Regions from separate parts of the Homo sapiens genome. Here region 1 is linked to region 2. Evidence: read pairs that join two places in POLR2A ChIA-PET (ENCODE). Cell type or tissue: HepG2. All regions are shown on one strand. Each heading gives the region's core, and the rest is flanking DNA. Links, peaks and the distances in the headings are about the cores only. Region 1 overlaps LINC02594 (long intergenic non-protein coding RNA 2594). Region 2 overlaps ETV4 (ETS variant transcription factor 4).

What was found. Peaks named below come from ENCODE experiments on the same cell type or tissue, not always from the same donor. Only the 100,000 strongest peaks of a DNase experiment are listed, where the experiment ranks them.
Region 1: POLR2A ChIA-PET joins it to region 2 with 16 read pairs; 5 of 35 experiments call an interaction of 5 or more read pairs at or near these places.

What each region holds. Positions count from the first base shown.
Region 1 is chr17:43,682,960-43,688,326 of GRCh38, forward strand. All of the region lies in intron 3 of LINC02594 (long intergenic non-protein coding RNA 2594), which reads left to right. All of the region lies in intron 1 of LOC107985085 (a long non-coding RNA gene), which reads right to left. Among named protein-coding and RNA genes, the nearest start is that of LINC02594, 21 kb to the left of the region's middle. In HepG2, for the core only: a CTCF peak has its summit at 1,499 (motif pointing left); a DNase peak (open chromatin) is centred at 2,432; H3K4me3 peaks cover 389 bases; H3K27me3 peaks cover 2,509 bases.
Region 2 is chr17:43,528,642-43,534,008 of GRCh38, forward strand. ETV4 (ETS variant transcription factor 4) reads right to left here. Exons shown (of 13, transcript NM_001079675.5): 6 at 5,218-5,344; 7 at 4,546-4,707; 8 at 4,033-4,298; 9 at 1,466-1,540; 10 at 1,243-1,311; 11 at 863-1,035; 12 at 494-595; 13 at 1-102. It also overlaps a transcript of DHX8 not described here. Among named protein-coding and RNA genes, the nearest start is that of ETV4, 15 kb to the right of the region's middle. RefSeq lists an enhancer at 1-495. In HepG2, for the core only: no CTCF peak of the experiment used is centred there; DNase peaks (open chromatin) are centred at 2,230 and 3,496.

The sequences.
Region 1 (5,367 bases), core at 162-5,161, 150 kb after region 2:
AAGGGGAATGGTGGAAAAGGCCGTGGGGGGTTTTGGAGAAATTGCTAGGGAAAGACTGGCACCAGAGTTCCACCAGCCCAGGCAATGGGGGGTACAGAACCCATAAGATGAGTTCTAGAAAAGCAAGGAAGGTTTCGTTCTGGAGTTTGTGGACTGAGGTTTCCATTTGTGACTAGGATTCTCATTGGTTCCTTATGTAGTTTCTTACGCCCTGCATAGTCTTCTAAGCATTTCTCACAGACGTGGTCTGGGGGCGAACACCAGCAGCCCTGAGAGGTGGCTAAAGAGGAGATTCTTCTCTCCACTTCACATCGTAGGAAACTGAGTCTCAGAGGTTCCTTCCCTGGCCTGCCCACAACCCCAGGGCTAAAAGAGGCAGACCAAGCCCAGGGCCTTGAACCCCAACAATGGGCCTCTTTCTTTTGATCCCATGATAGGGGTGCAAAAGCATTGCATTCCCCTGGGTAATTTGAAGAAAAAACCCAAAAAACTCCAACTTTGTCTCCAGGAAAAAGAGGGTGTCTGGGCTATGATTTACCTCTGAGGGTGTGGTTGCACTGAGCGTGATCACACTTCAAAGGGTTAGATCTCATTTCTCTGCCTTTCTAGCTTGGGCCCAGGGCTCAGAAATGTGTGGACTCCCTCACAGCCCCTCCCAGCATCCCTGCCCCCTCCCAACTGCCTTGGGCAGGTGACACCTGTATTATTGCTAAGGGTTAAAAAGCCCCCAAATCAATAAAACCCATTAATGAGTGTTGGTACCTCGAAGGCTACAGATAAATCCCTTCTACTCAGTGAGTTCAATCCCATAAAACAGCTCTCCCCTTTCAATCCTAGCATTCATTTGATAGAAAATGTGGAGAAATTTTAAAAAGGTGACTTACTAATTGCCTGTAAAATAAAAGGCAGATGGAAGCTTTATTACAGTTGAAGGAAGTCGGGAATATTAAGGTAAAATGTCAAATAACAATTGATTTTCCTTAGACATAAAGGGGCGATTTATGGCTTCCTAGTTACTACAAACGAGAAATTATTTGAAGTTCTGAAAAGTATGAGGAGAAATAAAGATTAAATAGAAGATGAAATCATAGGGATTTCTCTGGGAGGTGACTTCAGTGCCCCTGGGGACTAGAATTCATGTGGCCAGTGGCCTAGCCAGCTGGGGCTTGGCAGTTTCAAGATTTAGAGGCAAGGTGTCTCTGAGGAGCGGGGAAGTGGCTGTTTGCTTTGTGTCTGAGGAACTAGGAAAGAAAGATGAAGATAGGGAAAGTTGTGGTTAGGGCCAATTTCAGACTGAGGGATGTGGGATTAGGGGATTCTTGTGGATGGGCCTATAGCTCTGCTTCCTGACTAGCAGATACTGGGGATCTGGGGAAGGGAAGGGTGAGCTGCCTTTCCTGGGACTTCGATGGCATCCTTACAGTCAGGGGACACTGTCCTTGCTGGGTCCCGGACATCAGTGTCTATGTATCCCTGCAAGCCACAGCACTATCCAGGCCCTCTGGTGGCTTTGCTTGGTCTGGGCCAACCTGGTCTCCACACTGACAGTCAAAGACGAGGAGAGGAAAAAGAACTCACGGCTAGGCGTGGTGGCTCCTGCCTGTAATTCCAGCACTTTGAGAGGCCGAGGCGGGTGGATCCCTTGAGCCCAGGAGTTTGAGACCAGCCTGGGCAACATGGCGAAATCCCCGTCTCTACAAAAAATAGAGAACAATTACCCAGGAATGGTGGTACTCTGGAGGTTGAGGTGGGAAGATGGCTTGAGCTCGGGAGGTTGAGGCTACAGTGAGCTGTGATTGTGCCACCGCACTCCAGCATGGGCGACAGAGCAAGACACTGTCTCAAAAAAAAGGCTCATTTCCAGGCTGCCAGGCTTATGTTAGCCTGGGGTCCCGCAGGAGCTGACCTGAGACAAGTACTTGAGGGCAAGTTGTTTGTTTGAGGGATGCTCACAGGAAGCTCCAGTAGGAGGGTAGGGAGGTGACCCAGGGAAGGAAGGCAGCTTACAGGGGCGTGTTGTCAGGAAGGGCACCCCGGCGGGTGACGGAAGCTTAATTTTGCTGGGAAACTCAGGAGCCAGCATGGAACCTGCACCTCAGAGTTATCCCACTGGAAGGATGAGGGAGCGGGTACTTATACACCAACTCCATCCCCGTCCTTTGTTAAGGCTGCTGGATGGAGTGGGTGGGACACTCATTCTTCAGCACTCCCAGGGGCCCTCAGGCTGTCAGAAGTTAGGTCCGTTGGGCTCCAGGATGAGGGGACCCCCAGAAGATGCGGGAGGGCGTCCGCAGCATCTGCCTCTGTGCTTTCCCTGTTTATCTGAATCCTCATAATTCCCGCCACATGCAGATCAGAGCCCCCAGCTTTATGGAAGAGAACACAGGTTTGGAGAAGATAAAGAGCATTCCCACAACTAGGAGGTGGGGAAAGCTAGGAGTTCAGCCCAGAGCTCCCTGACTTCAAAGTCCATTCTCTTTCTACTTCCTGATTTTTTTTTTTTTTTTTTTTTTTTGAGACGGAGTTTCACTCTGTTGTCTAGGCTGGGGTGCAGTGGCACAAACTTGGCTCACTGCAGTCTCTGCCTCCTGGGTTCAAGCAATTCTCCTGCCTCAGCCTCTCGAGTAGCTGGGACTACAGGCGCCCGCTACCATGCCTGGCTAATTTTTTGTGTTTTTAATAGAGACAGGGTTTCACCGTGTTGGCCAGGCTGGTCTCGAACTCCTGACCTCAGGTGATCCGCTTGCCTTGGCCTCCCAAAGTGCTGGGATTACAAGCACGAGCCACTGTGCTCGGCCTACTTCCTGATTTTTGTATAAGACACATCCCAGCAGCATGGTAGACTGAAGACTCCTGGGCCCACTCTCAGAGATTCTGCTCTGGCAAGGATGTGTTTATTGGTGAGAGGGGTGTCCAGGAATACGTGCCTTTTTTTTTTTTTCTAGAGACAGGGTCTCGTTGTCCAGGCTGGAGTGCAGTGGTGCAATCATAGCTTACTGCAATCTCAAACTTCTGGGTTCGAGCGATCCTCCTATCTCAGCCTCCTAAGTAGCTGGGACTACAGGTGCACGCCACCATGTCTGGCTAATTTTTAAATTTTTTCTGGAGTTGGGGTCTTGTGATGTTGCCCAGGCTGATCTTTAACTTCAGGTCTCAAGAGATCCTCCCACCTTGGCCTCCCAAATTTTTGGGATTACAGCCATGAGCCACTATGCCCAACTAGAATATGCACTTTTTTTTTTTTGAGACCGAGTTTTGCTCTTGTTGCCCAGGCTGGAGTATAATGGTGCGATCTCGGCTCACCGCAACCTCCCCCTCCCAGGTCCAAGCGATTCTTCTGCCTCAGCCTCCTGAGGAGCTGGGATTACAGGCATGTGCCACCATACCAGGCTAATTTTGTATTTTTAGTAGAGATGGGGTTTCTTCGTGTTGGTCAGGCTGGTCTTGAACTCCTGACCTCAGGTGATCAGCCCCGCCTGCTTTGGCCTCCCAAAGTGCTAGGATTACAGGCATGAGCCACCAAGCCTGACCTTTTTTTTTTTTTTTGAGACAGAGTCTTGCTTTGTCACCCAGGCTGGAGTGCAGTGGCACGATCTCGGCTCACTGCAAGCTCTGCCTCCCAGGTTCATGCCATTCTCCTGCCTCAGGCTCCCAAGTAGCTGGGACTACAGGCACTTGCCACCACGCCCGGCTAATTTTTTGTATTTTTAGTAGAGATGGGGTTTCACCGTGTTAGCCAGGATGGTCTTGATTTCCTGACCTCGTGATCCACCTGCCTTGGCCTCCCAAAGTGCTGGGATTATAGGCGTGAGCCACCGTGCCCGGCCTTTTTTTTTTTTTTTTTTTTTTTTGAGACAGGATCTTGCTTGGTTGCCCAGGCTGGAGTGCAGTGGCCTGATTACAGCTCACTGCAGCCTCAATCTCCTGGACTCAAGCAATCCTCTCACCTCAGCCTCTTGAGTAGCTGGGACCACAGGTGTGTGCTACCACACCCAGATAATTTTTGTGCTTTTTGTAGAGACAGGGTTTCGACATGTTGCCCAGGCCGGACTAAAATTCCTGGGCTCAAGTGATCCTCCTGCCTCAGCTTCCCAAAGTGCTGGGATTACAGGTATGTGCCATCGTCACCAGCCAGAATATGCATTTTCTTTTTTTCAGACGGGGTCTCACTCTGTTGCCCAGGCTGGAGTGCAGTGGTGTGATCTCAGCTCACTGCAACCTCTGCCTTCTGAGTTCAAGCGATTCTCCTGCCTCAGCCTCCCAAGCAGCTAGGATTACAGGTGTCTGCCACAACACCCGGCTAATTTTTGCATTTTTAGTAAAGATGGGGTTTCACCATGTTGGTCAGGCTGATCACAAACTCCCGACTGCAAGTGATCCGCTTACCTCGGCCTCCCAAAGTGTTAGGATTACAGGCATGAGCCATTGTGCCTGGCCGAATATGCACTTTTAATAAGCATCAGCCAGGCTAGGCAGGCCGGGGGCCACACTCGAGAACATTTGCACCACAGCCACTGGCTACCTGCCCCTTTTTCCATAAGGTTCCACTGCCCTCTCTCCCCTCTATCTGGGTCTGTTCTTCAGGTTCTTCCCTGGGAGCTCTCTGAGTGACATAACTGTCCCCAAGTGCTGGGAGATGGAGAGAGGAATCACCAGACTGGAGCAGGCCCCCAGAGCGGAGATGGGAAGGGGAGGCTGGTGTTCTGAGGCTCCCGAGGCAGTGAGAGGTGACCGGAGGCAGTGAGAGGTGACCGAAGACAGTGGCTGAGAACCAGGGAGGGGCTGCGGGAAAAAGCCCTGGGTGCAAGTCGCTCTTTCCTTAGCGTCTTTGAGAGGAGGGATGGGGAAAGGTGAGGTACTAGGGAAAACCATCTGGAAGGAGGTCAGGCTGCAGAAAAGCTGCAGGAGTCTGGGGGACTAAGAAAACAGTGGGAGACCCCGCTGCAGCCCAGCACGTGAGGGTGAGAACGTCATGAATGAGGGAAGAGCAGGCAGGGGGTGGTGGCCTTGTGGCCTCTGGAGAGGAGGAGCCACATGACTCTGGGGTGATCTGGGGTGACCCTCAGGGTAAGGGTACCTCCCTAGCACTGAGTACAGAGGGAAGCCTACACTGCCAGGTGCAGTTTCCCTGGCAATGCTTCTCCTTCTAACACTATGTGAGTTTCCTAGTGCTGCTGTAACAAACTGCCATAAACCAAGTGGCTTCAGAGAACACAGACGGACTATGACAGTTGTGGAGGGAAGAAGTTTGAAAAGCGGGGTGCCCGCAGGCTGCAGTGCTTCTGCAGGCTCCAGGGAGAATCTGGTCCTTGCCTCTTCCAGCCTCTAGAGCCTGCCGCACTCCTTGGCTCATGGCCCCGTGTCATT
Region 2 (5,367 bases), core at 64-5,063:
AAACTCAGCCTTGAGAGCTGGACGCTGATTGTCCGGGAAGGCCAAAGAGAAGAGGGCCTCGGGCTCACACACAAACTTGTACACGTAACGCTCACCAGCCACCTATGGGGAGAGAGAAGGTCTGGTCAGCCTGGCTAGCCGCCCAGCCTTTGTATGGGGTAAGGTGGGGGAGTGGGGAATGTGGCCCTTCTACCAGTACAGGCAGATGCTCGGGGCATTTCTCTCCCATGCTGGTTCCTGAGAAGCTGACTCTCCCTTCACAGTTCTTACTCCTTTTTCATCTCAACTTCTCCATGCTTGGGCTTCTCAGTTACAGTGTTGCACTTTTTTGGGGGAGGAGAACCTTGGGATTCTCCACAATTTCTTGTCTCTCTGACTGATTCATTATCTGATCCTACAAAGTTGCTGAGAACTGCCCTGCTGACCCTCTCCCCAGTCAGCTTCTCACAGCCACTGCCCCCCACCACCTTGTCCCTAGACCCACAGCCCCCACCTTCTGCATGATGCCTTTCTCATAATAGTATCGGAGCGAGCGGCTCAGCTTGTCGTAATTCATGGCTGGCCGGTTCTTCTGGATGCCCCAGAGCCTGGCGACCTGGGAACAAAACAGTTTTGGGGTAGAGATGCTACCTTGGCAGAGGAAAAAATGGGGGTAAGGTCAGAAAGAGCACTTGAGATTCTTGGTGCAAAGTGCCAAGCTAGCTCTGCAACAAAGCATCAGCCCACAGACTTAGGCTTGGCAAGAATTCAGGTTAGGTAAAGCAAGAATCATGATGGAGGCACGTGCCACCATTTCCCAGGTTCTCCCACCTCCAGGCTGTAAACTTTGGAAAGGAGGGCTGGGAACATCCGAGAGGCCCACCTCCTCAGGCTCAATGAGCTTGAACTCCATTCCCCGGCCCGTCCAGGCAATGAAATGGGCATTTGTTGGGTCATCCAGCAAGGCCACCAGAAATTGCCACAGCTGCAGGGCACCCCGGCGCTGGTAGGGCGGCCCCTCTCGAAATGCACCGACCCCTTCCTGCTTGATGTCTCCTGGGGAACACGAAAATAGGAGGTGTGGGGTTTGTGTCTTTTGGTCCCCCAAGCAACCGCCTCCCACCCGAGGGATTTCTCGAAGGGGTCTCCCCAGGTACTTTTCTATGGGTCCCACCCTCTTGCAACAATGAAACGTGATGTGACTCCTGCAGGGACACAGCGTGATAAGACCTTGACCCTCCCATCAACAGTCACTTCTCTGACCTTCAAATTTCTCAGGGACAACGCAGACATCATCTGGGAATGGTCGCAGAGGTTTCTCATAGCCATAGCCTTGTGGAGGAAATTGGGGGTTGCTCAGATCTGGGGGTTCACCGATGAGACCCCAGAGAGTCCAGAGGGACTCCTGGCCAGGGAGACCCTCCCCCATGGCAGCGCTCCCTCCCCCAACATGGAGGGCTTGGCAGGGGAAGGGGGGCTGCCTTACCCATGGCCCCGTCACCTGGAGAGGGCCCAGAGAAGCCCTCTGTGTGGAGGTACATTGATGCGCACCCGGTGACATCTGTGGGGGAAGAAGGGGTGATGTGAGAAGTGGCTTGGGGTGGAGCTCGAGGGCAGGGGAGGAGGAAGTCCTATCCACATTCAAGAATTTCTTCCTTCCAGCCTGCTTCCTGGTGACTGTTCTTTGCCCAGGTTGCCTGCCAACCACAAAATCCCAGGGAAAGTTCACCCAGAGGGAGTGTGATGCTGGAACCCCTCCTCAACTTGAGGGCTGCGGCTGAGGCCATGGAAGGCAGCAGCGGGGGCTGGGCAAGCTGTTCTGAAGGGCCCAAGCTGCCAGGGAGCAGCTGTTTCCTGCGAGTTCAGGGGGAGGAGGGAGGGTGAGATGAACGTCCGGGGAAAGAGTTCGGTGTCCACGCCTAAGACTCCCTCAGAATGGACAAAAATGTCCGGTCAGCAGGTCAGGTTCCCAGCCCTGTGCACGCGCGCGTGTGTGTGTGTGTGTGTGTGTGTGTGACAGAAACAGAGCGTGCGCCTGCATGCACCTGGGGAAGAGGCAGTGGGCACTGGGCCTTGTTTTTTCAGGTCTAACAGAGCACATTCCACTTCGTTTCATTCCATTCCATAGGATAGGAACCTTCCCACTCCACATCGGGAAGGCGGCTGTGTGAAGCCACCCGTTCAAGTTCCAACCCCTTCCCGCCCTCCCCCCACTGCACTCCCACCTATGAATGAGAAGATGGTGAAACATGACACCTCCGGGAGGAGGCGGGAGGGTGGGCTCATTCATGCCTCCATTTTGTGAATGGAATTCCTGACTCCATTCAGGAGTAGCTGGGGGGAGGGGCAGGAGTTCAAGGGCATGTAACACAATCCCCTCCGGTCTACAGCCTTTGAAGGTCAGCGGCAAGAGTGCCTCCCTCCTCCTCTCCCCAGCTCACTGCCAAGCCTGGCTCAGGCTTATGCCCTGGATTTGAGGACAGGAGCACCATCCGGTTCTTAGTTGGACAGCCTGGGGGGTTGTGGTTCATCCCCCTGCCCTTGAACGGTTGTGGGCACCACAAAAAGGGAAATTCTAAAGTTCTAGCTAGCTCTGGGCCTACTCTAATAAACTCAGATCTAGGGCTACTAATGTAACAAAAGCCAGGAGGAAAGAAGAAAAGGCAGGGTTTTCTGGACCCTTCCTGGGACTGGCCCTCCTTCGGCCCTTGAGGCTTTGAACTATAGCTATTTATGAACACAGGTGAGTGCATCTCACTCCAGTCAACAGCCAGGTGGAACTAGAATTTAAAGAAGTCCCTACTTCCTCTGCCCTTGCCTCTGGCCAGGGCATACATCAATTGGGAGGCTCAAATATGTAAGCCACATATTAACCTGTGCTTCTACCAGCTTGATCAACATGGTGAAACCCCGTCTCTACTAAAAATACAAAAACTAGCTGGGCATGGTGATGGGCACCTGTAACCCCAGCTATTCGGGAGGCTGAAGCATGAGAATCGCTTGAACCCAGTGGCACTCCAGCCTGGGCGAGAGAGCAAGACTCCATCTCAAAACAAACAAACAGAGCAAGACTCTGTCTCAAAACAAACAAAACAAAACAAAACAAGAAAACCCTGCCCTCCTATTGAGAACTAGCAAGAACCATGAGCCTGGCTAGTTTCAAATTCATGTTTCTCTTCATTCAAATCCCTTTGTATTTTTAAGCCTCTGTGGGGATAGGGACCAGACACATCCTATTCATCTTTGTATTTCCCAACTCTGCACACTCGTGTTCCTGTCACAGTAGTTTGGTCTTAATAGGTAATTAAAACCTCAAACACCTGTTAAATAGAAATAAATGCCTTAACTTCCCTATTAAGTCACAAGCTACCTGAGGGCAGGATCTACATCCCCCTTTATTTTAATTTTACTTTTTTATAAATAGACACGAGGTCTCACTTTGTTGCCTAAGCTGGCCTTGAACTAATTCCTGGGCTCAAACGATCCTCCTGCCATGGCCTCCTAAAGTGCTGGGATTACAGATGACTCACCATGCCCCGGGGGCCCCCCTTATCTTTTAATCTGAATATAGGTTTGCTCATTGAAAAGTAATAATTTGTCCGGGTGAGGTGGCTCATGTCTATAATCACAGCACTTTGGGAGGCCGAGGCGATGGATCATATGAAGTCAGGAGTTCGAGACCATCCTGGCCAGCATGGCGAAACCCCATCTCTACTAAAAATACAAAAATTAGCCGGGCACGGTGGCTGGTGCCTGTAATCCCAGGTACTCGGGAGGCTGAGGCACAAGAATCGCTTGAACCCGGTAGGCAGAGGTTGCAGTGAGCAGAGATCGTGCCACTGCACTCTAGCCTGGGCCAGAGCAGGACCCCATTTCAAAAAAAAAAAGAAAAAGAAAGAAAAATAACATTCTTTTGAAATTATGAAGAAAAAAAGTGGGTGGGTGGGTTGGATGTATGAAATGGTAAACAGCAATGTAAAAAAACTCGGGAGACATTCTGGGCTTAACTGAACACTTGATCACATGCCACCCTGCCCCACCCCAGTCTCTTACCTGAGTCGTAGGCGAAGTCCGTCTGTTCCTGTTTGATCACCACCCCCGCCCCTGGGTACCTGTGCCCATTGACCCCACCCTGGTCCACGGCTGGCTGGCCCGCCTGTTCATACAGGGGATCATGGTATTCTTGCTTAAAGCTCTGCTGGGGATAGGGTGGGCAGGGCTCCGACAGCTGGTGTTGGTAGGGGGCTGGGAGGGGTTCCCGGCCCCCTCCCTGAGATGTGAAGGAGTGGCAAATGTCCAGGGGCTGCTGGAAGACGGAGCTGGATGTGGTTGGATGGAGAAGGAAGAGAAGAGAACTTTAAATTAATCCTTCCTCGAGCCTGTTACTCCTAGGCTTTTAGAGTGGGCTCCGGAATGGGGGGTAGGGGGTTGGGGTGTCAGTATTTCTCCCTTTCTATTCCACTGCCCCCTGCCTCTACCACCCCACAGCTCAAGTCTTTATGGAGAACACTCAGGAATTGAAAAAACACCTGGGCCCATGAGCAGTGGGTTTCCCTGTCTCCTTACCTATGTTCCCCGAGGTACCCATGGCCAGGGTGGGGCTGGGAGGTGCCAGAGGATCTCAGGAAATTCCGTTGCTCTGCCCGGGGAAAGGGCTGTAGGGGCGACTGTCCAAGGGCACCAGGGGCAGGGGACTTGATGGCGATTTGTCTGGGGGGGTCATAGGCACTGGAGTTGAGAAGGAGACAGGGGTGAGGGGGCAGAGAAGCTGGAAAGCATCTTTGAACCCTTCATTCCTAGGAAAGCGAGGTCACAGGGATTACAGGAGAAGGAAGGATAGAGGGGGCTGAGAAGGGAACGGCAGGAGCCACAGACTCAGCCCTAGCCAATTCTTTTCTTTTTCAGAGACAGTCTCCCTCTGTTGCCCAGGCTAGTCTTGAACCCCTGGGATTCATACAGGGGGGATTTGTTGCTCAGAGCAATGGTTTAGGTGGGACAGTGGGCCTCTTGGTGGAAACAGAATCTGCTCTGGCCTCAGTATATATTCCTGAGGCCCTCTGCTGCGTTTTCCGTCTATTCAGAGGAAATCCTTAGCTGTATTGCTTCCTTACAAGTGCTAGAAAATCCTTTCTGTTGTCTAACTTGCATCTCAGCTGCTGCCTCTGCTCATGGGTGCCCCCTGCCTCCCTCCTCTGGAACCCTTCTCCTACCCTTCACCAGGTCCAGGCTGGGGCTCACCTGGAGTAAAGGCACTGCTCGCCATGGTGGTAGGGGAGTGGCGGCTTCCTGCTGCAGGACAGGGCCGGGTCTGTGCGGGGACTCTGGGGCTCCTTCTTGATCCTGGTGGTGGGGCTGTGGAAAGCTACTGTGGGGGTGGAGGGGACAGAG